Regions from separate parts of the Mus musculus genome. Here regions 1, 2, 3 and 4 are each linked to region 5. Evidence: chromatin loops called from intact Hi-C (ENCODE). Cell type or tissue: left cerebral cortex. All regions are shown on one strand. Links, peaks and the distances in the headings refer to the core of each region. The heading gives the core; the rest is flanking DNA.

Region 1 (6,145 bases), core at 588-5,587, 49 kb after region 5:
AAATAAACCCTTTCCTCCCCAACTTGCTTCTTGGTTATGATGTTTGTGCAGGAATAGAAACCCTGACTAAGACAAGATGGTTGTGAGCCACCATGTGGTTGCCAGGAATTGAACTCAGGACCTTTGGAAGAGCAGTCAGTGCTCTTAACCACTGAGCCATCTCTCCAGCCCCACACCTTTATTTTGATCCCATGTCTTAGCACCATGAGAGTCTCCTACCATGGAGGGGCATGATTTACACTCTCTTTCCTTTTCACTGGTGAGGCCTGGGCTTGCTCCACCCACTGGGAGCACAGCAGAAGTGGTACAGGGTGACATCTATATTTCAGATCATAAAAAACATCCAGCCTTCCCAGGCTTTCTCTGTCTGAATGCTTTGGTACCCAGCCACCATGTTGCAAGAAGGTCCTTACCCTCCTGAAGAGGGTCTGAGGCTTTCTCCCATGGTCAAATTGCCAACCGAGCCGGCCAGCCCCAGCCCCACTCGCACCGTCAGACACTGTGGCCCTCCTTCCCTTCCTCCTGCCTCCACCTTCACGCAGGTAGGCGCGCTTCCTACCATTGAGCTACATCCCAAGCCCAGAGACATTTTAAAGTACAACCTCAAGACCCAGAGGCCACACCCAGCCACACAATAGAAATAACAAATAAAAATGATGATTGCAGTTTTCTCTCAGTGTCGGTGACACGATTTGTTATGCTGCATTAGCTACTGATACAGAGTTATTCATGAGGCTGAGACTGAGACGGCAGCAGATATGGAGCAGATAGGGACCTGCAGAAACCTATGATGTTTAGAGGTCCAGAGTGGACCCTAATGCAGTTAACGACACTGTACTATCTATTAGTTTGGTGTGTGTGTGTGTGTCCGTTCGTCCATGTGCGTTCCTGCTATGTGTACAGAATGACACATATGTAATGCAGTTTGAATATACCAGCTTCGTCAAGAGGAAGAGATATGTAGCCTTATTTCCTAACTCAAAATTAGGACAGTTTACTCATAGTCCACTGCAGCTTGGCAGTGGAACAAAGTGTTTGGAAGCAGGGCTAACCAGAATAATCTAGAAGGTATGATCTGTTCACCTTGAAATAGTTCCATGGAAGCTTTGGAGGAAGGGCTCACTGGAGCGACAGCTATCATGAGGTGGACATCATTCCTTTTAGTGTGTCCATCTTCTCTCCTGCCTAGGCTCTCCTGTCAATGCATTTCCTTCTCATCTCTCCAGAACAAGAAAGAAAGGGAGAGAAGAAAGAGAAGGGGAGTATGGTTGGAACGGATGGGGAAATGACCCGATACAGTATATAGAGAAATCAATGGGAAGGGAGATGCAGCCGGCTGGCTGCTTTAGGACTGGACTTGGGTACTGGCCCTAAGCCCTCAGCATTGCTTTGGTGCTGATGCATGGAAGGAATGGGGTGTGGTGGCTCTGAGGTTAGCTGGGCCAGCAGCAACTATGAGAAAGAAAGGCCGGCAGCCAAGGAACTGTTCGTTTGTTCCAGGACTGGAAGTCAGTTTGGTGTAACCTATGACCTGGAGAATTTGGGCTGCCCCAGGTCCAGCTGTGTCCAGATGTAGAGCCCACAGGCTCAGACATGTCAATTCCTGTTTGTTCAAGGCTCACCACCGCCTCTCCTACAGCCAGACCCAAGGGTGGCTCTGGGAAGGGAGGAACTGGGCCTTCTGTCTCCAAGTTAAGGCCGCTGAGGCTTCAAGGAGAAATGGGAGCTTACTGTGCCTGACAGGGCCTGGGTGCAGAAGTAAGGCAGGGAGGGAAAACTGTATGGAGAGAGGGGGGTGTGAACAGCTGCGTCTGCTCCCTGGAGCTTCTCAAGGGATCGTGAGTTCCAAGAATGGGGGCTGCAGGCTCCTAAGCGTGTTTGTGTTTTAGACTTAACACCTTTTCATACAAGTTGTTGTCGCTCCATGAATCATGTCAGAGGGAAGGAGGGAAGGATGGAAGAAGAGAGACAAGAGTAAGGGGGCGGGGGTTGTTGGTTCCTTAACTTCCCCTCAAAATCAATTGACTGTCTAATTAAGACATGGCAGTATTCTAACTGAAATCTAACTTCTATTAGAGGCGGGTAGGCCTAGTTCAACCCTAAGCTTCCAGACATCTGGACCTCAAGTTCCATGTCTCCACGGCTTCAGCCTCGTTACTCTTAGATGAACTGCTGGTTGAGGGTTAAGGAACCAAGTGGAATCTGATGGGCAGACCTGAGTTCAAATGCACACACCACCGCTTTGCCGTGGTGCTTAAATCAAGGTGCTTAGACTCCCTTACGTTGGCTCCGTTTGCTATTGAGCAGGACAGGGTCCCACTACAGAGATGGCTCAGTGGTTACAAACACTTGCTCTCCCAGAGGAGCTGGGTTTGGTTGGTAGCACCCACACCAGGCAGCTAACAGCCATTTGTAATTCCAGCTCCAGGGCATGCATGCCCCTTGGACATTTACACACCACACACTCACACACACACAGATACACACACACACACACACACACACACACACATACACACACAGATACACACACATACAAACAAATAATAATAAATAAATCTTAACCAAACAAAACACAGAAGGTACGGTCCCCACTGTAATAAAGGCTTAAGGAAATAAGGTGGGAAAGCCTGCACAACACCACCTCACAGCACCCCGGGAATGCTAGTACCCTCACTGTCCCAGGAGTAGACAGCTCCTCATGCTGCCATCCCTCCAACTACCCCTACTCCAGCCTCGCGTCTCTGGCCACCTGACCTTTTCCATGCCCAATTCCTGCCTCTGTGGCTGCCTATGGCCCCTGAACATCCATTTCTACCTTTGGCTCAACTCTGAGCAGGGGAGCTTGACAGTGTTCCCCAGGAGGCTTGCCTTTTAAGAAGGGAGGAGCCAGCCAAGAGCCCAGGATCAGTCACAGGGACAGGACTTTCTATGGGGTATGGGGGTGGGGGTGGGGTAGTCAGAAGCCTCACACATAGCCTGTTATTTGCTGTGAAATAAGAAAGAAAGAAAGAAAGAAAGAAAGAAAGAAAGAAAGAAAGAAAGGAAGGAAGGAAGGAAGGAAGGAAGGAAGGAAGAAAGAAAGAAAGAAAGAAAGAAAGAAAGAAAGAAAGAAAGAAAGAAAGAAAGAAAGAAAGAAAAAAGAACAGTGGGTGCTCCCAAGTTCTACAGCACCCCAGGGTCCTGCCTCCTCTAACCTTCTATCTTATCCCCATGACACAAGCTGAAAAGCTTTGCTGCCCTCATTCTGCCCTTCTTGCCTGCCCAGGGCGGTTGACAGAGTCTGGGACCTTCAGGTATGGCAGATAGCTTGGCACAGTCCCTGCCAGAGGGGAAGGATCATATACATGCCCAGACCTCATCTGATTAAAAAACAGCTGCCTCAAATGCATTGTGTCACAGTTCTTAATTTGGAGGGGAGTGACACGGAGGCTCAGGCTGGCCTGATGTGAGGTCAGCCGACACTGACAGTAAGCGTACTGTGCGGTCAGCCAAGAATCCAGGCCCGTGGCTCCAGCCACACGTCAGAGAAAGTGCTCTGGTGCGGACTTAGACTCATGCCATGGAGGGTCCGCTGATAGGCTGTGGGGACAATGGCTTCAGAATCCTCCTTTTTAATGGCTCACCAGTCCTCAGGAATCATGAGCGGGGCCGGCTTTTTGTCCACCAAGGGGCACCCGTGCACTGTGAGGAAGGTCCAACCGGCTCTGCCAGCGTGGCTCTGTCCAGGGTGAGGAGCAAAGGTTTGGGGAGGAGTCACTTTGTTTTTAAGATTCCCTGGCAAGCGCCTCTCACATTCCAGAACACAGAGGACCGAGGACCCCTGCTTGTCCAGAGGCATCCGGGGCTGGCAGCCAGCCCAGGCCTTTCCTGTCCTCTTCATTCCAAAGGTCTCTGTTCGGTTTCTGCATCCCTCCTTGGTGGAAGGCTGTGCTGGGACTGGGAAAAGCTGGGGAACTTCCTGCTTAACTCGACGCTCTTGGGAAGCCACACATATCTAGACATTCACTGAGTACTTACAAGTGCCCAGCACTGTGGCAGCCACCCAGAAAGTGACACTGAAGGAGCCCTGATGTCTGCCTATGGGGCCATGGACCCACAAGGTGCACACTTCAGAGCCTGAGCAGGTGGGTGCATCAAGGGACTCAGAAGAGATGCTACTGAGGGTCTGTGCCACTGGAGCCCATTGGCTGCAGGATTCGGGGCATCACCTGCTAAATCACATCCAGTGCCTGCTGCCTCACTGGTCCTATGATGAGGGAGAGAAGCTCAGTATTTGTTGAATGAATGAATGCTTGAGTGAATGAAATGAGGCTGTCCAAGAAGACTTCTTGGAGGAAAGGTAGAAGGCTCACACACATGCCTAGATCCTACCTGATCAAAGAACTTCTCCGCTCTTTTTTTTTTAAGATATTTTCTTTATTTACATTTCAAATGTTATCCCCTTTCCTGGTATCCCATCCCCCCTCCCCACTTCCCCTGCTCACCAACCCACCCACTCCCCCTTTCTGGCCCTGGCATTCTCCTATACTGGGGCATAGAAGCTTCACAGGACCAAGGGCATCCCGTTCCATTGATGACCGACTAGGCCATGCTCTGCTACATATACAGCTAGAGCCATGAGTCCCACCATGTGTTTTCTTTGGTTGGTGGTTTAGTCCCAGGGAGCTCTGGGGGAACTGGTTAGTTCATATTGTTGTTCCTCATATGGGGCTGCAAACTCCTTCAGCTCCGTGGCTCCTTTCTCTAGCTCCTCCATTAGGGACCCTGTGCTCAGTCCAGTGGATGGCTGCGAGCATCCACCTCTGTAGTTGCCAGACACTGGCAGAGCCTCTCAGGAGACAGCTATATCAGGCTCCTGTCAGCAAGCTCTTGTTGGCATCCACAATAATTTCTTGGTTTAGTAGTTGTATATGGGATAGATCCCCAGATGGGGCAGTTTCTGGATGGTCGTTCCTTTAGTCTCTGCTCCACACTTTGTCTCTGTAACTCCTTCCATAGGTATTTTGTTTCTCCCTACTAAGAAAGATCGAAGTATTCACACTTTGGTCTTCCTTCTTCTTGAGTTTCAGGTGTTTTGCAAATTTTATCTTGGGTATTCCCAGCTTCTGGTCTACTATACACTTATCAGTGAGTACATATCATGTGTGTTCTTTTGTGATTGGGTTATCTCACTCAGGGTGATATCCTCCAGATCCATCCACTTGCCTAAGAATTTCATAAATTCGTTGTTTTTTCCTTTTTTTTTTTCAAGACAGGGTTTCTCTGTGTAGCCCTGGCTGCCCTGGAACTCACTCTGTAGACCAGGTTAGCCTCAAACTCAGAAATCCACCTGCCTCTGCCTCCCAAGTGTTGGGATTAAAGGCGTGTGCCACCACTGCCCAGCTAAATTCATTGTTTTTAATAGCTGAGTAGTACTCCATTGTATAAATGTACCACATTTTCTGTATCCATTCCCCTGTTGAAGGACATCTGGGTTCTTTCCAGCTTCTGGCTATTATAAATAAGGCTGCTATGAACATAGTGAAGCATGTGTCCTTATTACAAGTTGGAGCATTTTCTGGCTATATGCCCAGGAGTGGAATTGCTGGATCCTCAGAAAATTGAACAGCCAAACTGATTTCCAGAGTGGTTGTACAAGCTTGCAATCCCACCAGCAATGGATGAGTGTTTCTCTTTCTCCATATTCTCGCCAGCATCTGCTGTCACCTGAGTTTTTGATCCTAGCCATTCTGACTGGTGTGAGATGGAATCTCAGGGTTGTTTTGATTTGCATTGCCCTGATGTAAGGATGTTGAACGTTTTTTAGGTGCTTCTAAGCCATTCAGTATTCCTCAATTGAGAAGTCTTTGTTTAGCTCTGTACCCCATTTTTAATAGGGTTATTTGTTTCTCTGGAGTCTAACTTCTTGAGTTCTTTGTATATATTGAATATTAGCCTTTTATCGGATTTAGGATTGGTAAAGATCTTTTCCCTATCTGTTGGTTGCCTTTTTGTTTTATTGACAATGTCCTTTGCCTTATAGAAACTTTGCAATTTTACGAGGTCCCATTTGTCAGTTCTTTTTTTTTTTTTGGCGGGGGGGGGGGGGATCTCGAGACAGGGTTTCTCTGTGTAGCCCTGGCTGTCCTGGAACTCAGTCTGT
Region 2 (6,145 bases), core at 379-5,378, 420 kb after region 5:
CACATGCTTAGCTCCCGAGTTAAAGTGGCAAATTCCTGAAAGCCCCCAGAAACCCTCAGTGCTTAGGATTCACCTCCAACCGGTGCCCTGCATACCCAAATCCATGGGAGGCTTCTCTTATTCACCCTCTTATCGGCCCACCTCCCTCACATCCCAGCCTGGCCCCCTGGCAGTGCAGGAAGCCTACAGCTATCGGGAACTACTGGAGGTGAAGAACATATTAGGATTCCAAGAAACAGGACTGCTTACAGAAACGGGTAAGTCTGCCCTGAAAGGCCTGCCTCTCCAGTCACCAGTGACCAGACTACACTCACCCTCTAGAAGGATGCAATAAAGCTCATGTGTGCCATCACCACACACACACACACACACACACACACACACACACACACACACACACGGGCTTTGCAAGCTGCAGATAGCTAATACAACAAATAGGTTGAAAGACCCACCTACATGAGAGTGGAAGGACACAGCCCTGTGGTGCCCGCCCTGGCTTCTGGGAACCCTATTCAATCAAGCCAAGTCTACAGCTCAGCACTTGATGGCATATACCGACTGTCCCTTCCGAGGGGAAACTCCCCCACACTGCCATGTAGAGGTCTTTCCAAGCCCCGCTCTACTATTAAACAAACTACAAGGGAAGAGTGCTCTCCTTGAAGTTCCAGGCCCACCACATCCCACCAGCCTGATGACACCACACGGTCCCCAGAACCATTCTCAGATGGATGAGTGGCTGCATCCTGTGGCCATGAAGTCTACACAGACTGCAGAGGCTGGGGCCTCGCCCCTCCTCTGTGGCCCCCTGTAAATACCAAGAACTCATAACCACAGGCAGCACTGTAGCTGCAGACCAGGCAAAGGGGATGGAGGAGTTGTGGGGAGTGGCAAGGGACCAGAGAGCCAGACGGGGAGAAAACGAGGACTTGTCACCCTAGTCCTGATTACTCCCTTTCTATCTAGGTCTACAGCCAAAGTGAAGGAGAGTTCAATATTTCATTATCTGGAAGCTGAGGCCTGAGCCTGACACTGCTTTAACCCCCAGCTTGCACACATATACCTATACGGGGACACACACACCCCTAGAGAGAGGACTTGAAGGGGTGCCCACATCTCACAATACTATCTACCCCTAATGGTCTCTAACACTCTCCTCTCCTTTGGCCCCACGCTGGGCAGCTGCCCTGTCTCCCTACCCTGCATGCTGTGCCCTCCCTCTCCAGCTCTAACTCATGTGATAGCCTGCTGCCAGGAGAATCCCCCAACGGGCAAGCCTGTCCATAAAGTTAAGGACTAGTTTTCAGACTTTTCTCTGGTGGCTTTTTTCTGAGTACCCCAAGACCTTGATCACCTTGGTGGCTTACTGTTTCCAAACATCAATTAACCATCTATGGAGCACGCCTTCACAGGGCAAGACATCTCCCCTTACACAGCCTCTGTCACCCTCTGAGGAGCTCACATTCCACTTCCAAAGGCCACCTCCAAAGGGTTCGGCCTCCTCAGGGGCTTTCCAGACTCTGGAATGGAAGGAAGTATTCCTCCCTGAAGAGCATCCGACCCTTGCCAGTCACTGCCTCCCCCCAATGAAGCTTTGACTATAAACTGTTGGGAAGACCAGAAGTCAAATCTCAGCTCTCCCCAGTTAGCTATGTAATCTTGCATATATTACCCAGGGCTTGTGATGGACAAGGTAGCCAGGGTCCACCTGGCCACACCTCCTCTCCACCAGGGTCCATATTCTTTTTTTTTTTTCAAGATTTATTTATTTATTTATTTATTTATTTATTTATTTATTATATGTAAGTACACTGTAGCTGACTTCAGACACTCCAGAAGAGGGAGTCAGATCTCGTTACGGATGGTTGTGAGCCACCATGTGGTTGCTGGGATTTGAACTCCGGACCTTCAGAAGAGCAGTCGAGTCCTCTTACCCACTGAGCCATCTCACCAGCCCCAGGGTCCATATTCTTAAGACATAAACTACCACAAGACTCTAGGCCACTGGACTGAAGCTCACCACTCCAGGCTCAGCCCTGGCTCTCCCTAGATTTGGAGAAGGGACCTGCAGCCGAGGCTTGAATTATTTGACTCCTCTGGGCTGCTTCTCCCCCACTGGCTCAGGGTGGTCCTGCAGAGCACGCAAACCCATTTCTCTCCTAGGAAGAGGTGGAAAAGGCAAGCTGGCCGAGTAGACTCTGTACTCTACGTATAGACAGACAAACTCCAGCCTCCCTGGACTTGGTGACCTGGCAGACCACACCTTCTCGGAGAAGCTGTAGGATAACTTGGGTTCCTATGCAAGTCTCTAGCCTCTAACCACGCATCCCCATCCCCAGAATATCTACTGGTATAAGTATAAAAGGTACTGGTATAAGTGGGTACTCAGATTTCCAGAACCCATGTGTTAAAGAGGAAATAAAGCAGAGAACAGACACTGTCTTGGGGGGTGGGGGAGACACAGCCCTCCTGCTGCTATTTACCACCTGGAGGGCAATATGCCACTGACTGATTCCCCTAAGCGCCCGTTTCACCGCTGACAGAACAGGGTGATGGCCCTAACTGTACGAGTTTCATTGTGGGAAATCTACTGAGATGATGGATAAAGAAAACCTAGCCCACAGAATATACACAATAAATGAAAGGTTTTAGCTGCTGGAGGTGTTATTGAGGACCGTGAAATAGGACGCCAAGACACCTGGCCCTGAGGTTTAGCTCAGCCTATGGTTATCTGTGTGAGGTCTCTTATCTTCATGGAAACGAAGGATGATCTCTGCTGCTTCTCCTAACTCTACTTTCCTTGATTCCCCTTTCCTGTCAACTCAGTTAGAAAGGAGGTTTCTTTCCAGTCTAGGGCGCCACCTACTGGTAGTATGGCCTCCCTACTGTTGGCAGTCATGGCTGGATTTTCTTTCTGAGTTCACTTCTCCAGGTGAAGCCAATCCGGGCAGCTGCACTTAGGAGGGGACATGAAGGCCAAATACTCTGTGAACTCCAGTATGTGATGTGCAAAGAGATGCAGAGACTGAAGGGCCAAAGGCGATAACGTCAAAGGAGCTGGGGAGAGTCTGGAACCTTACCTGGGGAAGGGCGGAGTTCAGGTGGCGCTGGAGCTGATCTCGCTCGTGAAGGGCATCCTGGAGCCGGCTCTGTGTGGCTACCAAAGTTTCCTGACTCTCCCGAAGGGACTCCAGCAACTTCTCTCGCTCATCCAGCATGTTCACCATCAGCTGCTCAAAGTTGGCCTCAGCATCGGCACCGTGGGGGGGCCCCAGGGGGTCCCCCTCATTGATTGTGGGCATCACCTCACACATGATGGGAATGGAGAGAGCCTTCTCAGCGTCGGGTCAGGGGGTGGGAGGGAGCTCACGGGGTTGGCACCTGCAGAAGGACCCAGGGCGTGGGTCTCAGAACAGGCAGTGCCAGGCAAGTGGACAGTTGGGTAGGGGCTTCTCCCATGACATCAGTTGCTCTTGCTCTGAAAGGAGCCTCGGGCCTGCAGTGTCCCTGTGGAATGGAGCCAGAAGGCCTGGCTTAACCTTTCAGGGTTGGGGCTGGGTGCCCTGTGTCCCCACACAAGCGGGAGGCATCGGTGTGTGGCCATGACAGGCTGGGCGAACAGGGCTGGAAGGCAGCCCTTGTCTTAGACTGAGCACCAGAGCTTGGCAGAATCCCAGCTGGGTCTAGCAACACCCATGGTTTCTGGAGGGCGGTGTGGTCTGTGGGAGAAGAGAGTGCCGTGAGGACCAGTTGAAAGAGAGCAGGGCATCGGGGGAGGAGCAAAGGAGGCGGGCCCTGAACCAGAGTGGGAGAGGATGGGGGGTGGGTTGGCACATGCCCTTCTCGGGGCTTTCTCGAGTTGGTGGCACCTTGTTAGGTTGCCCACGGAATGCACATGCCTCCTGCCTAGTCTCTGTGCCTGCAGCCCCTGCCCCCCACCTCCTGCAGCTGTCAGAAGTGCAGCCACAGTGGTTCCCCACCCACGTGGCTTGCTGGCCAAATATAGAAATGATTCAGTCAGCGGTAGGGGAGCAGCCGGCAGGCTGCCCAGAGTCCTCCTGAGACCTGAAGGTGGAAGGAAAGGAAATGGGGTATCTCGCCCCCTCCCCCCCCCCATAGCCTCCTCTCCCACATTCAAGCAAAGGTAGGCACAGAAGGGGTTAAAAGGCTTAGTGGATGGGAGAAACACCCCCCCCCCCCCCGCCCAGGCTGGACTCCCATAACATGGCTGAGGTCTTAGCAAGGCTCAGGCTGGGCAGTGGGGCAGGCAGAGCCCTGACCTGCTAGGATGCCCATAACTCAGGGATGAGGCTGGCTTGTCATTTCCCACTTCTAAAGTCTGCTGAGGAGAATGCACGCAGACCAGTGTATGTCCGCAGCCTCCACCTCTTTGTTGGAGACTGGATGACAAAGACTCCCCATGTCCTTATGGAAATGGGAATGACGTGGTGGTGCACGCCTTTAATCCCAGCACTCGGGAGGCAGAGGCAGGAGGATTTCTGAGTTCGAGGCCAGCCTGGTCTACAAAGTGAGTTCCAGGACAGCCAGAGCTAGACAGAGAAACCCTGTCTCAAAAAAAAAGGAAATGGGAATGAAAAGGGACGCTTCCAGAGGAAGACCTTGTGTGAGGCAGCTTACTCATGGCTGGCAATCTGCTCCCTTGGTCTAGGTAATTACCCACTGCTGGTGCTACCAAAAGTCACCAGTCAGACCATGACCATTTACATGCACAGGCCAGGGGCCCAGAGGTCACAGCACAGGAAGGTTGGACATGGAAGTTAGAAGTTCTCAGCTGCAAAGTTCTCTGACCACCGTCAGTTTTCCACCTCCTGGCCAGGGCTAGGCCACTGGCTTCATCGGCTCTCACAGGGAATGTCCTCAGGTCATCCACTGGAGAACTCCAAAACTGCAGAAAGGTCCCAATACAATGGTTGCTACTCTGGAGACCATAAGTAGTGCTGTCCTTCCCACCTCACCCACCCCATTTCTAAAGATGTAGGGCACTTCAGCAGGTGAAGCAAGCAGCCAAGGAGGGGCAAGAGCCTGTACGAGTGAGAGATCAGATGTGGGCTTCTGGCAGGGCCGAGCTCAACAGAGAAAACCAGTCTGCTGACAAAACAGGCAAAATTGGGGGACAAGCAAGGGAGGAGACAGAGGAACAGCTAGAAAACCCCAGAACTCACAGCCATACCCAGAGGTGCCATGGCTCTAGCCAGTAACACACACACACACAAACACACACACATATACACACATACACACACACACACACACACACACACAGAGGGCAGACAAGGGAACAAGGAAAGAGCTAGGGCAAACACACATGCTCCCAGACAGAGAAATAGATATGAACGTTTCTCGTGGAGATCCTTCCCACCAGCTGAACAACGGTGGAAAGTTGTGGTCAGACAGCCCATGCTCCCTCCCCACCTCAGAGCAGCTGGGAACACAGGATAGATGGCTACTCCAGTCTGATAAACTGCCCTAGGGGATGCTGACAGCAGCAATTTCTCCAAAATATCTCCTGCCCAGTGTTTCCGAGCCCCTTCATCCTGAGTGCTCCAGGCTGAGAGACTGAAAGGCCCCGGGGCCCCACCTTCCCTCTCCAAACTCATTAACAGTGCGCTCACATTCTCTCTGTAGCCCCCCACAACCACTTAGGTTTTGGGGGTGTCTGTCTGTCTGTTTGTTGAAAGCTTGTGCAAGACCCTGGTCTTGGTCACTAGACAGGGGGAGGGGTGGAGGGAAAGGGGAGAGGGAGTGGGAAGAGGGAGACTATTCTCAGCCCCCTGCAGATGGCTTCAATGCCAGACCCCTAGGGACCCTGTGGTCTAGCACAAATGAAAAAGGCTAGAGCCAGGTCCTAGGAAATCTTGGGTGCAATTCTACCAGAGTCTAGCTGGGTGAGCCTGAGCATGGTACCCTCCACGAAGCCTGGGCTATAAGATGGAGCCTGGCTTAAAGGAGAAAGCACCCCTACCATGGCAGAGAAAGAACTGCCTTCATCTTGGGTAAAGGAGAGCCCGGGAGTGGTGTCTGAAAAGCTCCTTCTGTCTTAGGCCATGTCTCCACATGGCAACGCCCTCTCATCTTCCAAGAACGATGCTAGAGTCCGCAAGGTGAGACAGAGATAACTGTGAGCTGC
Region 3 (6,145 bases), core at 466-5,465, 140 kb after region 5:
TTTCCGTACCTGCAAAATGACAGGAAATGTTCAAAAATAGTGTACCCTATTCCTGGAGTGGCCTTCTTGCAGTGTGCCGCCATCAGCAAAGCGGTCCTTCCAGGAGCAGCCAAACCTTTAGAGAAGCTGTGAGCTCCACCTACCCTCTGCTTCCCCCTGCTGCCCACAGGGGGAAAAAACAAGGCCCGGTGGGAAGGACATCCGGGACATTTGGGGAGCAAAGCAGGGGGTGGGAATTAGGGGGGTAAGAGGTTGAGCTGGGGAGGCTCACACCTCCCCAGCGTGCTCTGTTCCCAGCATGGTCCCCAACGGTGCCAATCCGTCTGACTCCAATACTTTAGCACCACCCCCCCCCCCCCGTTCAACTCTTCCACTCCACCCCCACCCCAGTCTTTATTCTTTATTTCAGCGGATTCAAAGGGGCCCTCTGTGCCCATTTTGTATCTGTTTCCTAAGCTGAGCTTCTCCCACCCGCCCTCCCTTTTTGTCCCGCCAGAGTTCTCCATCAGCAGCTTCTGCACGGTGGTGGACGTCATGAACTTCTCCAAGCTGCAGGTGCTACGCCTGGATGGGAACGAGATCAAGCGCAGCGCAATGCCGGTGGACGCCCCACTCTGCCTGCGCCTCGCCAACCTCATCGAGATCTGAGGGGCCTCGCCTTGGGCTCCTGGCTCCGGGCTCCGAGTACCGTGCACCGTGCACCGGGCTCGGGGTACATGCCCTGCCACCCCGCTGCATGTTTGGCTTTTGCTGGATGGTCTGGGACACGCATGTGACAGAAGTCCACAGGATCTTATTCAATCTCCTTCCAACAGGCAGAGTTAGGTGGGATCAGGGGCCAGGCCAGTTTCTGCAGGGGGATGAATTTGGTGGTAAAAGAAATATAGCTATAGAGTCTAGCCCCAAAATCTTCTTGCTTGGACAGTAGCATATAACCAGTTCCAATTTGACCTTTTTTGAGCTGTGCTCAACAGCATGGCCAGCTGCTTCTGCAGTTGCTCTGGGCTCCTGCTCTTTGCTCCTCAAAACATCACAACACACCTCTTGCCCAGTCACCTCCTCCCAGCCCCAGCTCACCCTCTCTGCCCTCTTTCACTGGGGCCTCTTCTAATGTCTTAGGCAGTCAGGAGACACCCACACCCTAAGGGCACACTCTTATCTGAGGCTAAACGGATGGCTAAAATCACACACTTACCCCCACCTCACCTGTTTAAAGTCACCATATTGAACACCATAATGATGAGCTGTTAACATAGGGGATAACCGACTCTATAATGGAGGATCTATCAGAGGAGGGAAGTGTCCAGTGGTCATTATCAGTATCCATAGTAAGATGGGGAAGAGACACACCTCAGGATAGCAGAACTGAAGGGGCAGCCCCCTTTCCAGTTTCATCTGACACAACATGATCTGCACCCCTTCTTGGGCTTTTAGTATCGAAGGGGCAAGCGTGGTTTTCAAAACATGAGAAAGAGCCTCTGCTCATCCTTTGGTCTAGTATGAAGGGTTGTTACGCAAATGGCAGAGGCAGACTCCACCCGCCGAGGACCTACCCACTAACCCAGACTAGGGGGTGATCTCAATAGCTCGTTTGTCCATAATGCTAGAGCATCAGGAACCAGCCCTGTGGAGATGCTCACTGGGGTGCAAGAAGCCCTGCCAGGCCCAAGTCCTGCCGACACTAGACCTGGCTTCCTCTGCATTCACACTATGCAGTCCGCCTTATGCCCAGTGGTGCCTGTGATTTGTAGTTTGTCTAAGAACAGCCCCATCTTCTCCTTTTTAAAGGTGATATTGCCTAGGTACAACCAACAGCTTCTTCTAGACCCCACTGGGATAGAGCCACCAGGGTAGCGAGTGGCAAGAAGCAGTTGTAAGATGCTAGCCTGAGGTGGGTCCCTGCCTTAGACCCCTGACTCTGTGTGCACTTGGGAGCAAGCTTCTCTGGAAAGGACAGGGTGGGGCGGGGTGCTTAGACTGTGCTACGGGTTCCAGAACTGCAATCCACAAAAGCCAAACCAGCTTGTTTCAACCGGGGAGTGCCACCTGCGGAGCAAGGCTGCCCTGGCCAGGGTTCTTGGGAAGCACCTGCATGTATCACCATCCTGCCTCTGAAGAGCCCTCAGCATGAAGCAAGCATGAATGGCGGCCAACCTAACCAATAAAGTTATTTTATAAGTGCATCTGCAAGGATGGAATGGTTGGTGGCAGCCCTCGGCATCGCCTCGGGGTACCTAGACACACAGGCCTTGAACCGTGTCAGCTCTTTATAAAGAGTAGCCTATATAAAAACTCAAGTTAGCAAGTGTTGTGGTATGAAAGCTCCTAGATCTATTCTCACTATTTACCCACCCTTTTGTCTCGCAAGAGAAAGAAAAACGGAGTTTGAGGGCTGGGTTTTGTTTGTTATTTTTGTTTCTGTTATTGTCATTATTTGTCCTGCACACGCACACACACAAAGACACACAGAGACACACAGAGATACACACAAATACACATATAACACACACAAACACACTCACACAAACACACACATACAAACATACACAAACACACAAACAAGACTTATAAACACATAATACATACAGGCAAACAAACATACAAACACACAAACACATACAAACATACACACAGACACATAACAAACATATACACAAACACATTACAAACATACACATGCAAACATATACAATACACATACAAACACCTATAAATATACACACAAACACATAGACACACAAACACATACATACAAACATACACAAACATATAAACACATAAACACAAATACATACAGGCAAACACACATACATGCAAATAAACACACACAGAAATACACACACACACACACACACACACACACACACACACATATTCTACATGCTTTTCTTCCTCTCCTGTCAACCGAGTAATTCTGGATCTGACTGAACCTGGGTATTATTGCCTTAATGGCTGCTGCCCTCTAGTGGCACCTGTCAGAAACTGAACGCTGCACCACCATGCACAACCCACTTGGTTCTGGAAGAAGTAAACCTGAGAGGGAGTCGCCTACCTACTCTCTGCTCCTCTCAGAACGGGTCTCTTGAAACCCTTCTGGTGCCAAGTGCCAGGCTAAACACTTAACATTGCCTTGAAATGATGGAAGCTGCACGTGTGGCTTCCAGTCAGGGAAAAAGGGAAGCGGCTGAGATGAATATACGCCAAATTCTGACTGCCCCAACTCCAGAGTGAGCTGACGATGCCCTGGAGAGTATTCTATGATGGAATGTGGAGATGTGCGAGTCTTGAAGATCTGGCACCAGGGGGGGTGCTGGAGAAGGGGGAGGGGAAGGGACACTTATGGAGGGGTCTGCCCAAACCACAACTGCCTTTCAATTTTGACTGTTAGCAACTCAGCTACGTCAACTGTACTAATTCTTTGGGATTGCTTCTACAGATGCCCTATAGAAGCAACTTAAGAGAGGGAGGATTTAGTGTGCCTCTTGGTTTCATGGGCTCTCACTCTACCACGGGAGGGAGAAACTCAGTTCATGGCACAGAGTGTGTGGCGAAAGGCTGTTCACATCACAGCAGACCAGGAAGCAGAGAGCAACGCAGGAAGCAATATGTCGTTCAAAGGCACACTCCTAGGACCTGCCTCTGCCTAGGCTCTACGTCCTGATGGTTCCATAGCTTCCCAAAGCAGCACCGCCAGCTGCAGAACAAGTATTCAAATGGGAGCCTGAGAAGGACAATCCCAACCAGCACAGCCCGCCCCAGCCTCCAGAGCCCACCCCCAGCCTCTAGAGCCCACCCCCAGCCTCCAGAGGTTTTCGGGCTTCTCACATGTTTTAACCCAATTTCAAAAGCCTTTAAAAAATATATAATTATATATTTTATATATAATCATATTATATATAATAAGTATATATTTATGAGTGTGTGTGTGTGTGTGTGTGTGTGTGTGTATGGTTTCTCTGTGTAGCCCTGACTATCCTAGTACTCACTCTGTAGACCAGGCTGGCCTGGCATCTCAGAGATCCACCTGCCTCTGCCACTGAGTGCTGAGGTGTGTGCCATCCCCTGCTCAACTCGAACTTCAAGAGTCTTAACAATCCCAAGACCTTTCAGAAGACCAAAGTTCAAAGACTCTCCTGGGACTCAAGACAACCTTCTAGCCATGAGGCCCTGTGAGTGAAAAGGATGCTGCCCGGTTTCAGTCTATAGTCCAGGGGGAACATCCTGTTCCTAAAAGAGGAATGGGGATGTAAGGGGAGAACTGGAACTAAGGCAAAACCAACTCCCAGCAGGGGGAATGTCAACTCCTGTAGCTGCATGCCCAGCATTTAGGACAGCATACATGATGTGATTTCCAATGGACTTTAGCTGCCCTGGCCATAGTCCTTATAATGCTTGCAGTGCATACGGTCTCTTTATTTGAGTCATGCTCCTTAGAAAGTCTATGTTCCTGGCATCTGCAGCATCACAGGGTCTCCATTGCAGCTCAGACTTTCTCTCCATTGCTTCGTGCCTAGACATCCAGACCTCTTCCACAGCATAACTACATGTCGCCTGGCCACACAGACTTTTCTCTGGAACCTTGCAGGAAACCTCCATCACCCCAAAACTCTTGCATTCTTCATACCTAGAAAACTAGCATGGTGTATACAATGCCGAGTTCTACTGCTGGCCTGAGTGGTAGCTGGGCTTCCTTGGATTATGGCTACAGAGGTCTCTGAGTGCCTAGGCAGCTGAACCCAGGAAAAGCTGCCCTTAGGCACACCCTTGTGAGTAGGGCACCCCATTGGCATGCTCTCTTTAAAGAAGTCTTTCAAATGAGTTTGCAGTTTTACACCCTGAATCCTGTTTGAAGTCTCACTAATTCTGCAGCGCCCTGAGGAACCGTCCTATTGTCTTAGTACAAAGTGCCCAGTTTCCTCTACTGTTGTTGTTAACAGTTAGTTTCTTTATCTATAACCTTAAACAGCCATGGCTAAACTATGTGCTTCTTGCATCCTTCTGCTCTGAAATTATTTTTAATCCTGATTTTCACTGTAAACCGTCCCCAAAGCAGCCAGCCATGCCACAGCCCGTATGCTATCTTGATATTTCCTCCACCGAATTATCTATTACATTTCACCTTAGCCTCACTTCAAATTTCAGAACATGGGAAAAATATACATAAAACCTTTGCCATCCTTTAATGCAAATGGCTTCTAGTCCAAATTCCTTGAGTCCCTGTTCACATTCAAAACCTCAAGAGAGCTGAGCATGATGGCACACGCCTTCAATCTCAGCACTCGAGAGGAAGTGTCAGGCACATCACTGTGAGTTCCAGCCCAGCCTTGTCTACACAGTAAGTTCCAGGACAGCCAGGGCTATAGAGACTCTGTTTAAAAAACAAAACCAGCCAACCAAACCTCATGAACCAGACCTGCACTGTTTGTCTTTGCATTGGCACGGGGTGGGGGTGGAGGTCTACTGACCCCCACCAGAGTCACCCACCAAGGTATCACTAGGGGTTCTTTAGTCTGCATCTCCAAACCCCTGCAAACGCTCCCTGCAATCCAGTCTGAAAGATCTATGCACCACACGGTCAGACTTAATCCTAACAGTGTCCCCTTTTCCCTGACACTAATGTGCAGGGTTAGGTACCTTCCCTTGTTGCGTTGGCACCTGAAAGACTTAAGAAAAGAACGATTTGAGCCGGGCGTGGTGGCGCACGCCTTTAATCCCAGCACTTGGGAGGCAGAGGCAGGCAGATTTCTGAGTTCGAGGCCAGCCTGGTCTACAAAGTGAGTTCCAGGACAGCCAGAGCTACACAGAGAAACCCTGTCTCAAAAAACCAAAAAAAAAAAAAAAAAAAAAAAAAAAAAAAAAAAAAGAACGATTTGGTTCAGGGTTTCAGTCCATCCATTCAGGGCAGTAGCAGGGTATGGAAGGAGCTGTTCACAGAGCAGCAGACCAAGGAGCAGAGGGCAGGGTAGGAACCAGGCGCTGCGTATAACCTTCAAAGCTCCACCCTAAATGACCTGCTTCTGCCAGCTAGATGGTCCCTTCTAAAGGTTCCACAAGCATCCCAGAATAGTAGTACCAGGTGAGGGGCAAGTATTTATAGAATGAGTCTGTGGAGGCCATTTTAGACTTAGAATATAATGCCAACTAA
Region 4 (6,145 bases), core at 328-5,327, 200 kb after region 5:
CCCAGGTCCATTCTGGGTAGAGATAGAGAAGGAGGGCAGGGTGACTTTACCATGTCTGATTCCATGAACCTTTATCCTTTGAATCCTAGTAGTGGAAGGAAAGAGACAGACAGACACAAAGACATTGAATTTTTCTTTTTACACTGAGGAGTGGTGGTGACTGGTGAAATGGTTCAGCAGGTCAAGTTGTGTATTGCAAGCCTCATGGCTTGCATTCAATCCCAGCTGATTTCTATAGGTTGTTCTCTGACCTCCATAAACTCAGTTTGACACTGGAAGACCTGCATGCACACACACACACACACACACACACACACACACACACACACCATCATAATCACCATTTAATTACAAATATGTGTCTGTGTACATGTGCATACATGCTGCCTCCCAGGCACAGGCATGCCTCATGCTTGCGCTGTAATCCTCTCTTGCTATGGCTATGGCATGCCCAGCTACTTGTCAGGCTAAGGTAAGAGAATGGCTTAAGCCCTGGGGTTGGAGGCTAGCCTGAGCAACATGGTGAGGCTTGCCATTTCTCCCGCAATTGTCTCTGCAACTGCATGGCTAGAGAGCTGCAGCCAACAGATTTGGAACTCAGAACTCACAGTCCTAGAGTGCACCAAGGTCACACACAGTAGGGTGCTGTCGCAGGCACTGGCTTTGGAAGCCTATCTTCTTGGATGACAGCACATCAGGAAAGGTGTGTGGTGAAGGCTGAGAGGCATCTTCAGATCTTCTCCACGCCTTTGACATCCTCTGAGGACACTGTGCCCAGTGGGCGCTTCATCGTGGGGAGAGGAGAGGAGAGGAGAGGAGAGGAGAGGAGAGGAGAGGAGAGGAGAGGAGAGGAGAGGAGAGGAGAGGAGAGGAGCACTCAGGAAAGCAGAAGTGGTCTGCGGCAGGGACTAGCATTGACCAGGATCTGCTTGGAGACAGTGACTGTAAACCTGCCATCTGGGGACATGGAAACCACCTAGTACCTGCCAACGATGAGAGCCACGATGATTTGGACACTGTGCTCTCAGGGCTGTTCAACGCATATCCTCTCTTTTGTTCTGTCAAGGTGTCTGAAGTGTTTAGTGACTGATGTCTCCATCAATCAGGGAAAGAAGGTGGGGGCTTGAGCAGCTGCTGTGTGCGCAGTGCTGAGGACTTAGATGCGGCAGAGTTAAGGCACCTTTCCCCGATCTCCCACACACATCACACACCTCTCATGTGTGAAGTGACCCTCCTGGAAGCCCTTCCCTCTGCCTTGCTGGGCCTCCCTGGGAAGAATGGATGCCCTAAGCTGACAAATGCCCAGCACCCCAGGCTATGATGTAGGACAGGGTGTAGTCTCAGGGTTTCATCCCCAGCACCCAGCCTGTGTGCACACACTTATACACTCTCCCTACACCAGCCTTTTAGACATATTTGCACACTCACCACACGGGATTACAGTAGCAGTCTGTTGTACACCTGTCTCCTGCATATGTGGTTGCCTGAGAGCCAAGCCTGTAGATGTTAGCCAGGTAGTGTAATCTGAAGGTGGAAACAAAACAAGCTACAGAGTTATTAAGCCAAGACCCGACCTGCTGTTCCTCAGGAAGTTGGGACAGCAGAGGGAGGGGCAGAGGCCACTTAAGGAACTAGTTTAGGCTCGACCTGAGAATTTAAATCTACAGGTGTGGGCAGTGCACTGGTTGTTTACACAAGTTTCTCTGAGCTCACCTTTCTGCTCTTCCTTGCAAAATCAGTTTATGTTCAAAATTATGGCAAACTGTAAAGCCCTGAATTATCAGGCCTACCATGTGAGCCACCAGACCCTGAAGGACAGGAGTAATAGTGTAGCCATCTCCTGTCACCTGCTTGGACACAGGGTAAAGGGTGAAGGTCTGGGTTACATCACCTCCTCTGGAGGCCACTGGACTGATCCTCTCCAACACCTGACCCTGGTCAGGACTTCCTCCAGGGCTTTTCTTCCACAGGGTTATGGTTCAATGACCTCTTGTTCTATAGGTTCCTGCCCATGCCCCATTTTGAAGAGGAATTCAAGATGACCCTTCCGTCAGTGTCCAGGGAGAGGGGATGGGTTCAGGAGGGGCAAAAAAGCAGTGGAGAGGGGCCTGGTCAACCTTTCTTGCCTGCCTCTCAGATTATGCCCATCCTAGATGAATGTCCCTCATGGGAATCATTCATAGATCCCTCTCCTGCAGAAGGTATCTGCGCACATGTTCTCTGTCTCTGCAGAAGGGGACCTGGCCCTGACTCCACAGTTCCCTTCTCCAAGATTTGGGATCATCCTGGTGGTCACAGCCAGAGTCCAGGATTTAGGCTGACTCCCCTGCACACAGACAGGGTTATACATGCACACACACACACACACACACACACACACACACACACACACAGAGAGAGAGAGAGAGAGAGAGAGAGAGAGAGAGAGACTCCCAATCACAAACACTCTCAGAGGAAGTCAGAGTGGGAAATAGTGATTGTCTTTATAAATAAACATCCAGGCTCAGTTCAGACTTCTTGGAACGACAGGTTCCTTTTCTGGGCTGAGTCACACCTGGCCTGGAGCGTACCTATTCAGACAGGTCCCTCCCCATCAAGTGCCGCTTGGGACCAAAATGGAGGTCTTCCTCCCCCTGCTGGTCACTTTGAGAACATACCCCAAGATGGGCCCATTAAAAGCTGGGAAAAGTCTCACTCTATGGAGAAGATGAAGGATGTAGGCGCCCAGTGATCTCTTTCTTTTTATTTTAGGAGGCAACAGTGAGTTCTGCCCATCCTTCCAAAGTTAGGCGTCCTCTCTCTGCTGTATGAAAGAGATGCTGGTGTTCAAAGTGCTCACAGAGAGTTACAGGCAGCTCATGTGTCAGCCTCCTTCCAGATCTTGCCCTATCAGCCAACACTCCTCTTTTCATTTAAAAGTTATCATCATCACCATCACCATCACCATCATCATCACCTCCACCACTACCACCACCAACACCACTATTATTTATTTGTTTGCACATATCTGTGAGGACCAGAAGACAACACTTGGAGCCAATTCTCTCTTCTCACCATGGACCCTGGGAATTCATCTCAAGTTTTCAGGCTTGGTAAGCAAATGCCTTCAAGTTCAGGTTACTCACCGAACCATAGCCCTACTCCCCGGCACTTTTCATTTTAGTTTATTTACAGTGTACGTGTTTGTATGTGTGCGCTCACATAAACATAACACAGTGGAAGGGCGAGGGGTCAGAGAAAACTTTGGTTCTCTACTTCCGTCGTGCGGGTCCCAAAGTCCTTTCTGCCATGTGGGCCCCAAGTATCAAACTCGTCATCAGGTTACCTTAGGCATCTTTATCTACTAAACCATCTCACTTGCACCAACTCCCTTCTTAATTCCACCCCATCCCGGCCAGCTCTGAACCATTTCCCTATTCCAATCCCATTCTGCCAGGAACAGCTGAGGTGAGCAGACATCGATCATTGCTGACTGACTACTCATGAGGTGGGTGGAGACAGGAATCCACAGAAAAAGCCCCTAACAGACCAAGGGCCTGTAGGGGGTACTTAAGTCTGGGACAAGAGGTTGTGACATCTCTCCCATGAAGAAGCTTCCATCCAAGGGCAGTGGGGTTGGGGGGCACCCCAGATGACCAGGGAGCACTGAAGTGCATATCACATACCCAGGGCATGGCTGGAGGTCACGTAGAATCTCCTCAGAGAGCGTGGGCCAGGCCTGTCTTTACCAGGGGACTCCTGGGCACCTTCCCTCTGTGCTCAGCATGCCCAGGGCCATGAGGCCGCTCGTGTCTCACACAGTCGGGACAGAGCACACGTGCTGCTTTTCATGGGACTGGCTGTTTGGTCTCTGCTCGCTGGACCTTCATCATCAGTAAGTGCTTTGACTGAGTTAGGGGCTGGCTCTCCCCACTCCTATCTAGTCCTGGCTACCTGCAGCATGGGCTCCAAGTTGGGACGTCATATTACCTCTCCAGGGACCTTTGTAGGCTGTGTGTCTGCTGGAGTGAGTGACACGCAATCCTCAAGGCTCCTGTTGTCACCTAGGAGAGGGTTTCTTTTGGTCACCTTTCCTCCTTGGTTCTCTCGTATAGTCAAGAGCCACCCTAGAATAGATCAACCTGACACCCAGGGAACCCGGGGAAGATGCAGCCCAGTGATTACAGGACAAGGATCTGAAGCCATTGCCTGGGACCCGGGTCCCACTTCAGCAGATCAGTGTTATTTTGGGCAGCCAGAGCTCCATCTCTGAACCTCTGTTTCCCGACATATTGTCAGTCAGGAAAATAGTCCTTACGGCCTAGCGTTGTATAGAAACCGAATGCATCAGCACAGTGACATGGAGGAATGTGAGTACTATGTCAAAAACCAGGGTCCATAAAGGATAAACAGGATATTTTGCCAGAGTCTTAATTTTATCAGAGAGGGGGAGGGGCTCCCTTTGGAAGTAAACCAGAAAAATGTACAACTTCAAATAAATGTTGAAGAAGATATGACCTAAGAAAGATTTCTGGGCTCTACTCTAAACTTGTGAACAAGGATTGTCTGGCCAAAGGTTGATGTCTGCCTCTGGAAATCTTTAATAGACGCATGTGAGACTCTGATGCCCACCAAGAGCCGGCTCTGAGCCGAGAGTGCACAATATACTCCACTCTCGGCTTCTGCCCCTGGCTGGCTTTCAGATGCCTGAGACCCTTCTGAGAGCATCTCAGCACAGTGGATTCACCAGGGTAGCCTGCCTCAGGATCTGTTAAGTAGACTTAGTTACAGGTCCTTATAAGGGGTGGAGGGTATCTGTTCTCTAGATTCCCAATCAGCCCTCATAAGAAGTTTCTAGAGCCGGGCGTGGTGGCACACACCTTTAATCCCAGCACTTGGGAGGCAGAGGCAGGCAGATTTCTGAGTTGGAGGCCAGCCTGGTCTACAATGTGAGTTCCAGGACAGCCAGGGCTACACAGAGAAACCCTGTCTAGAAAAAAACAAACAAACAAACAAAAACAAAAAACAAAAAAGCTTTCTCTTAGGCCCGTGGCGCCCGCAAGATGGGCAAGTGTCGTGGTCTCCGAACTGCCCGGAAGCTCCGCAGTCACCGACAGGACCAGAAGTGGCATGATAGACAGTACAAGAAAGCCCACTTGGGCACAGCCCTGAAGGCCAATCCGTTTGGGGGCGCCTCTCATGCAAAGGGAATTGTGCTGGAAAAAGTAGGGGTTGAGGTCAAACAGCCAAATTCTGCCATCAGGAAGCGCGTCAGGGTGCAGCTCATTAAAAACGGCAAGAAGATCACAGCGTTCGTGCCCAATGATGGCTGCCTGAACTTCATTGAGGAAAATGATGAAGTTCCGGTTGCTGGATTTGGTCGAAAAGGTCATGCTGTAGGTGATGTTCCTGGAGTCCGCTTTAAGGTGGTTAAAGTAGCCAATGTTTCTCTGTTGGCTCTATACAAAGGCAAGAAAGAACGGCCAAGATCATAAAATTTGACAATGGAAACATAGGAATAAATTTTCATATTCTGAAAAAAAAAAGTTTCTAGCTGATTCTGGGAGTCTGGTGGGGTTAAAAGTAAGAGTATGACGATGGGAATGGTCATGGTGGCTCAAGAGAAGTCATCGCACATCCCAGACTATCTGGGTTTGGAAGAAGAGGGGCTGGGGGTGAGTGAGGGTGGGTGGGTGGGTGGAGGTGGGTGTTGTGTATGTATGTTCCAGACTCCACTACGTACTGTACGTACTGTGCTTCTGAGGCTCCAGTTAACAGTCTTCTCATGGTAAGATACATACATCTTCCAGTATTCCCCACCACACACACACACACACACACACACACACACACACACACACACAAAACCCTGGAGGACTACATTTCCCAGACTTCCATCCACTTAGGTATGGTCATGTGACTGGGTTTGTCCAATTAGCAGCAAATGAATGTATCAGGGCAGTTTCTTCTTTTTAGTTTGTTTCTTTGAGATTCACCACCCCCCACACACACGGTTGGCCATATGACTATGAAGTCAAGGACAAGTCTAAAACTACCTAGCTGCTCTGTGTGTGTGTGTGTGTGTGTGTGTGTGTGTGTGTGTGTGTGTGTGTGTTGGGGATTTGAGTCTGAGGGTTCTTATGCCCACACTCCCCTACCATAGTAT
Region 5 (6,145 bases), core at 752-5,751:
CACGCACTCCCCGCCCCCCGCCCCCCCGCCCCCCCAGGCAAACCCTGCGATGCAGGCAGGCTCTCATCCTACACTTTCTCCCAGCTTCTATTCCCGCCTTCACAAGCTTGCGGTCGGTCGTTCCCATGGATTTCGGGGGCATTGGTGGATGGGAACGTGGACCTGTGTGGGAAGCGGCAGGCGGGCGGGCACAGCCCCTGATCCACGAGCCTGCCAAGCGCTGCCCTTTAACAGAGACACGAGGTGTTACTGGTGAGCTAGAGGCAACAGGCCATGTGGACACAGAAGTCTGGCCAGTTGACCCTGCTGCTGCCCTGTTGTGGGCAGTGAGAGAGGAGGGCAGAAAAGTTCAGAGACCCGCCTGCCTTTTGGTATTCGCAGCTGAAAACTGGGAACCCCCATCCACTCCGATGTGGACTCCAGCCTAGCTAGCTACCGATTCGTATCTCCTCTCCTTCCAAGTCATACGCTTTCATTCTTCAGAGCCGGCTCACGCGAGACTTCCCAGGCTGAGTTGCATACAGTTAACATCATTACAACTAAGAGAAAAGAATTCGTGCATACACCCCACCCTCTTATCAAGAAATTAATTCCCCAATGGCATGGGGTATGCATCCTCCAGCTTTGAATTCCTTCCTGGGGCCTGCCTGGCACACACCAGGCAGGTAGGGCTGGCCGAGGGCATCTGTTAGTTTTCATCCTCCACAAGACAGCCTAGGTTAGGCGGGTTGAGAATCCCCCTCGGTAGCCAAATCCCCTCTAAAGAGAGCCCTGGCAACTACTCTTGTCCTTTTGAACTTGTGCGTGGCCTGTAGATCTTTCCAGATGATTTAGTCCTTGGCTGCTTGCCCTGGGCACTTCCTGTGCACCCTGTATTTCTCCAATTAGTTAGAAAAGATGACTCTTCCTGCAGTGCCTTGGTGCTGCGCACTGAGAAACCCTCCACAGTTTGACATTGGTGGTTTCAAAGAACATGGCTGCTTTGATTTCAAGTGGAGCTATTAGATTTCTGGACTGACTTTAGGGATACTTTTTTATTTTTTACATGAAGGTTATGAGTTTTGAGGATATTGTCTAAGAAGAGGCTTTGCGACATTTCTTTTAGAAGTTTTTTTCTTCTTTCTTTTCCTTCCCTTCCCTTTTTTCTTCTTTCTTTCTTTCTTTCTTTCTTTCTTTCTTTCTTTCTTTCTTTCTTTCTTTCTTTCTTTCCTTCTTCCTTCCTTCCTTCCTTCCTTCCTTCCTTCCTTCCTTTCTGAAACAAGATCTTACTATGTAGCCTTGACTGGTCTCAAACTCCTAGAGGTTTGCCTGTCTTTGCCATCTGAGTGCTGGGATGGCAGCCACCACCCCTGGCTGCTAGGAGTTTCTTAATAAGGTATTTGGGGGGCTTGAAGCCATGACTCAGAAGCTAGGAGCATTCATTACTTACTCATTCATTTAGAGGACTGGGATTTGGTTCTCAGCACACACACAGAGGCTCTCAACCACTCATCACTCCAGTTCTAGGGGATCCAGTGCCAACTTCTAACCTCTGTGGTCACCAAGCACACATGTGGTGCACATACATACATGCAGGCTAAGTGCTCATACACACAAATTTAAAACACACCTTTTAAGACAAATTTTTTTTTCTCTCTCCCTATCTTCTCAGCGAGCAGTAGGGAGCTGGAGAAAAGACGGCTTTAAGTAGTCCTGCTGCCTTTGACTCATTCACACAGTCAGCTTTGTGCTGGGTGTTTTCCATATGACTTTATTTCCTCTGCTGTGAAGCTTGCTGGAATGCGGACGCTGTATCAGAGTTAACATGGTCTTTTGGAGAATAGATAAGATGTACAGGGTGAGAGCTGGCGCATGCACGCGCACACACATATGCACACACATATGCACACACATGCACCTGCATGTATAAATGCTAATGGCACTGATTGAATAAACTTGTGTGAGGAGGGGCTTTCTAAACCTCAAGGTAACCAGCACTGTGTGTGTTTCCTGTAAAGCCAGTTTAACTCTTGTCCCTCTAGCTGATGGCTGCAGAGAGCAGTGGAGGAAGCTGGCAAGGTCCACGGTTGGATAATGGGATGCTGATGGTGGGATGCTAGTTCAGGTTTGCAGGATCAGTGCCTGCCCCCATCCCTAGCAGCCACAGGAGCTGTGATCCCTGTGGGCCTCCTGAAAGGGGCAAAAGTTGCAGGTTGTCATAGGTGCAGAAGGGGCTTGTCCAGGCTGTAGCACCAGGTTGCTTTCAGCCGTAATGATACATTGACTTAAGCAGGAGCCTTGGAGAAACCAGCTGCAACTAGGGTGAGGAAGTTGCACAGCAGGGAAAAGAGGTTGTGTGAAGTGGGCTCTATTTTCAATGCGAGAAAGGTGATGGGGAATATAAATGGGGTTTCTGGACTATAGGGCCCAGCCTAATCCAATGTTTTAAAACAGTTGTGTGACACCATCTTGGGGAGAGGAAAAAGCCTCCAGAGACTCCCCCAGCCTAAGGAGAATTGGTCCTGTGCCTCACTCACTTCTAGAACATTCATCTCCACATCCTTCTCCACCCAGGCAAGTGTGGCAGGGCAAAGGCAGCCTTCCGGTGAGGGAGGAGAAGGGAAGAAGAGAAAGGCAGGGAGCCCAGGTTCTTGGAAACCCGCCAAGCTGCTCACCTGGGCTAGGAAAGGAGGGTAGCAAGTCTGCGGGGGAGGGACACTCTATGCAGGGAATAAATTAACTGCAGAGGGAGAATGGGTGATGCCACTTGTCCTGCGCTAGGTGTGCTCTAGAAGAGGGTGCACAAACAGGAGCTCTGGGAGGGACTCAGTTTACAGATGTGGAAGCCGAGAGCAAAATGAGCCCTGGCAAGGCCTCTGTCAAACTAGCTTCCCTTAGACTCTCAAAGACTTCTCATTCACAATCACTCCTGATAGGAATGAACCCCCAGCCTCTGCCCTTTCCTTCAGACCCAGTAGGAGAAAGCCCATGGCCCTCTTCCCCTAGGGAATCAGGGAATTGCAGTATCATGCCACCAGCCACCAGATGTCGCTGATGAGTCGGCCTTAGAGGTAGAGGCTAATCCCCAGTATGGAAGAGGCTTCTGGGAGATTCCCAGGTGCTCCACCTCTTCCTCTGTTTCTCAAGAACTGCCCTTGGGGTGGGATGACTCGACTGAGTCTCACACATAATAGAGAGCAGATGAAGTGGTGTGATGCCTCTTGGCCCTCCATTGTCAAGTTTGGGTAAGGGAGATTGCAGGGCTTGGCGACATCCACATAGGCCCAGTTTTGGGCTCTGACCCCACAGCTACCCTCCTATTAGCCAAAGTCTAGTTCCTTGCACCACTTTGTCCCTGGCTGTTCCTTTCTGAGGCCCAGCCAAGAGGGTGTGTACTGTGTTTGCCCCAAAGGAGGGAGATGGGAAGCGGAGGAAAGGCTGGAAGTTGTGGGGAAACCCTGACCCTCCACCCCACCTTAGTCATCCCCCACACTTCCTTTCTGAAGAACTCGAGACAGTAGGGAACAGGGTGACATCTGTCTGGTGTCAGGAAACAGTGGCAGAGGACAGCTTTGGAAGGGATCTCAGGCCTAGGAGACCTGGATTTGTCGGCCTTCTTGAGACAGTTACCCAAATGGGGGAGTTCTCAATGGAGGAACTTTCCAGGGTTCACCTCTGGAATGACTTCTGCTTCTGACTCGGCTAAGACTAAAATAAGATGTCAGTCCATGGCCCAGCCTTACCCATGAGAGACTCGTGGTGTGGGGGAAGAGAGGGGATATGTCTGTTGGCGTACACCTGTGTTTCTGAAGCAAAGGGAGACCAAAGAAGAGCAGAGGTCTTGGCTGGCAGGGTGTCTTTGGGCTGGGTGGGGAATCTTGCTTTAGAGCCGGAGCAGGTTATACAGTATTTACCATCCTCACGAAGGGACGAGAGGAAGGGCAGGGCTGGGAGCGAGAGAGGGAGACAGATAAAAACAGTGGACCCCAGAGCTTGGGCCACCAGCCTTCAAGTGCTGTCAGAGGAGGTCCAGCTCTGGGCACAGCCTAGATGACCACGGACTGCAGGAGGCGGAAGCACATCATGAGGTCCAGTGGGATGGGAGGCTTCAGAAAATTTCCATCCAGCCGCAGGTAGCGCAGGTGGGGCACGTTTTCCAGATCCGAGGAGAAGTCATGGAAGGCCACTAGGTTGTTGGGGCAAATCTGGGTCCCGTTGATTTCTGTGGAGGAAAAAGGGAGAGAAGTCAGCCACAGAGGAACTGGCAGCACGGGAGAGGAGAAAGGGGATGAGAGCCAAGAGTGTGTGGGCTCCATTGTCTATCCTATTCTCTGGACAGGGTGACTCTGGGAAAGTATGACTGTAGGTCACCTGATTTCCAGAGCAGGTATGATTGTAATCATCTAATTTTCAGAGCCAATCTATTCAGTTGTAAAATGATTTCAGTTGGGGATGATCATGGAGGGGTCATTTCCTACAGGAATGGTTTATTCGAGGACTAAACAACTGAACAATAGCGTCTTTCTCTGAGCCTTTCTGGCAATGCTCTCAGAGGCGATTTTACTTCCTAGGCTGACCTTGAACTCCCAATCTTCTTGCTTCATTCTTCCCAGAGTCGGAATTACAGGCACCATGCCCAGTTGACAGAGTTTTGTTGTTGTTTGTTTTGTTTTGTCTCATGGAGTCCAAGCCTGCTTTGAACTTCTGAGTCTCCTGCCTCCACTCCTCAAGCGCCAGGGTTACACATGTGTACTGCCATGTCTGGCCTGACACTTGCCTGAAGAGGACTGAGCCTCATGCTCTGGGCTACAGTTGGCACATCAAACTCGGGACTCTGTGAGTGTTCCTTGTGGAAACTGTCCTAGCTGAACATTACAATCTTCCAATAGAATCAGAAAACAGTTTTTAGCTGTTTTATACCCTGACTATGTAGCTGCCTCTGATTCCCCGTCACAGACTTTCTAAAAGCCAAGGCTCAGATCTGGGAAGGCCTTTGTCATGACTGCTGCTGGCTTCTTTTGCAGCGGGCAGGCCAGGCCCAGGACGTAGCACTTTGTATCTCTGTTCTACTGTTAGGAGAACAGCTAGCAGTATTTCTGTGTCTGTCTGATCTACAGGTCCAGTGGCCAGAGAAGCTGATGCTGATGAGAGGGGATAGAGAAAGAAAACCTCATGCCTTTCAAGCATGATGTTCAGCGCACTCCATCCATACACGATTAAGTCATCCTACTGATTCTGTGTTAGAAGATACTGCCACCCTCATTTTACAGGTAAGGAGACATTCCATATGGGTCTAGTATCTTTTCAAGGTTACTCAGACGCAGAAAATAGTGAGGCCACAGTCAAAACTAGTGGGGTTTCTTTTTCCTTGTCTTCAATGCTAAGGACACAATGTAAGGTCTTTTGTTTGTTTGTTTGGTTTGTTTTTTTTTGTTTTTTTTTTTTCGAGACAGGGGCTGTCCTGGAACTCACTTTGTAGACCAGGCTGGCCTCAAACTCAGAAATCTGCTTGCCCCTGCCTCCCAAGTGCTGGGATTAAAGGCGTGCGCCACCACCGCCCGGCAGAATGTAAGGTCTTATGTGCACATTAGAAAGATTTCTGAACTGGGTGGTGGTGCACACCTTTAATCCAGCACCTGCAGGAGCAAGTGGATCTGTGGACTACAGATTGAGTTCCAGGACAGTCAGGACTACAGAAACCCTATCTAAGAGGAGGAGGAGGAAGAGGAGGAGGGGGGGAGGAAGAGGAGGAGGAGGAGGAGGTGGTGACGGCTGCTATACCACTGTCCCAGTAGTTGCTTCTTGTTACCTCACAGTGGTGTTCCTGAGAAAGTGTGGCTGCCCCGAACCTCTTCTCTCCCCTTTGCCCCACCTCCCCAACTCACTCTCTATGCTATTGTTGTTGAGGTACAGGTGTTCCAGCTTGTTGCTGATGGCCGGCACGTTGCTGATCTTGTTGTGAGACAGGTGGAGCACCAGCAAGTTGGAGATGTTGAAGGAGTTCTTGGGGAGCCCGCGATCTGACAGTTTGTTGTAGTTCATGCGGATGAAGGCCAGGTTGGGGAAGTCCTTGAAGTACCCGTTGGGGATGGTCTCGATCTTGTTGCTATCCAGGTAGAGCTGGTGGATGGCTTGGGGGACTTTGGGGGGCATCTTTCTCAGGATG

Evidence for each region. A loop is a pair of places that touch in the nucleus more often than their neighbours do. Peaks named below come from ENCODE experiments on the same cell type or tissue, not always from the same donor. Only the 100,000 strongest peaks of a DNase experiment are listed, where the experiment ranks them.
Region 1: a loop joins it to region 5, with 2.3 times the contacts of the local background. A loop is called at or near these places in 9 of 42 quality-filtered maps.
Region 2: it touches region 5 in a loop (2.2-fold over the local background); 2 of 42 quality-filtered maps call a loop at or near these places.
Region 3: it touches region 5 in a loop (6-fold over the local background); 38 of 42 quality-filtered maps call a loop at or near these places.
Region 4: it touches region 5 in a loop (7-fold over the local background); 21 of 42 quality-filtered maps call a loop at or near these places.

What each region holds. Positions count from the first base shown.
Region 1 is chr1:133,958,190-133,964,334 of GRCm38, forward strand. No RefSeq gene overlaps it. Among named protein-coding and RNA genes, the nearest start is that of Bmncr, 16 kb to the right of the region's middle. In left cerebral cortex, for the core only: a CTCF peak has its summit at 3,661 (motif pointing right); DNase peaks (open chromatin) are centred at 1,793 and 3,723.
Region 2 is chr1:134,329,213-134,335,357 of GRCm38, forward strand. It overlaps Ppfia4 (protein tyrosine phosphatase, receptor type, f polypeptide (PTPRF), interacting protein (liprin), alpha 4), which reads right to left. Exons shown (of 29, transcript NM_001374777.1): 2 at 3,078-3,716; 3 at 1-35. The coding sequence starts at 3,311. Among named protein-coding and RNA genes, the nearest start is that of Ppfia4, 12 kb to the right of the region's middle. In left cerebral cortex, for the core only: a CTCF peak has its summit at 2,868 (motif pointing left); DNase peaks (open chromatin) are centred at 2,861, 3,159, 3,733, 3,920 and 1 more place; H3K4me3 peaks cover 308 bases; H3K27ac peaks cover 622 bases.
Region 3 is chr1:134,045,978-134,052,122 of GRCm38, forward strand. It overlaps Fmod (fibromodulin), which reads left to right. Exons shown (of 3, transcript NM_021355.4): 3 at 497-2,303. The coding sequence ends at 648. Among named protein-coding and RNA genes, the nearest start is that of Fmod, 12 kb to the left of the region's middle. In left cerebral cortex, for the core only: a CTCF peak has its summit at 2,984 (motif pointing left); DNase peaks (open chromatin) are centred at 623 and 2,978; H3K4me3 peaks cover 267 bases.
Region 4 is chr1:134,104,326-134,110,470 of GRCm38, forward strand. It overlaps the pseudogene Gm8618. Among named protein-coding and RNA genes, the nearest start is that of Chit1, 3.8 kb to the right of the region's middle. In left cerebral cortex, for the core only: a CTCF peak has its summit at 2,643 (motif pointing left); a DNase peak (open chromatin) is centred at 2,636.
Region 5 is chr1:133,908,581-133,914,725 of GRCm38, forward strand. Prelp (proline arginine-rich end leucine-rich repeat) reads right to left here. Exons shown (of 3, transcript NM_054077.4): 2 at 5,865-6,145; 3 at 1,724-4,201. The coding sequence ends at 4,026. It also overlaps a transcript of Optc not described here. Among named protein-coding and RNA genes, the nearest start is that of Optc, 4.5 kb to the left of the region's middle. In left cerebral cortex, for the core only: a CTCF peak has its summit at 3,014 (motif pointing right); DNase peaks (open chromatin) are centred at 799, 1,745 and 3,019; H3K27ac peaks cover 685 bases.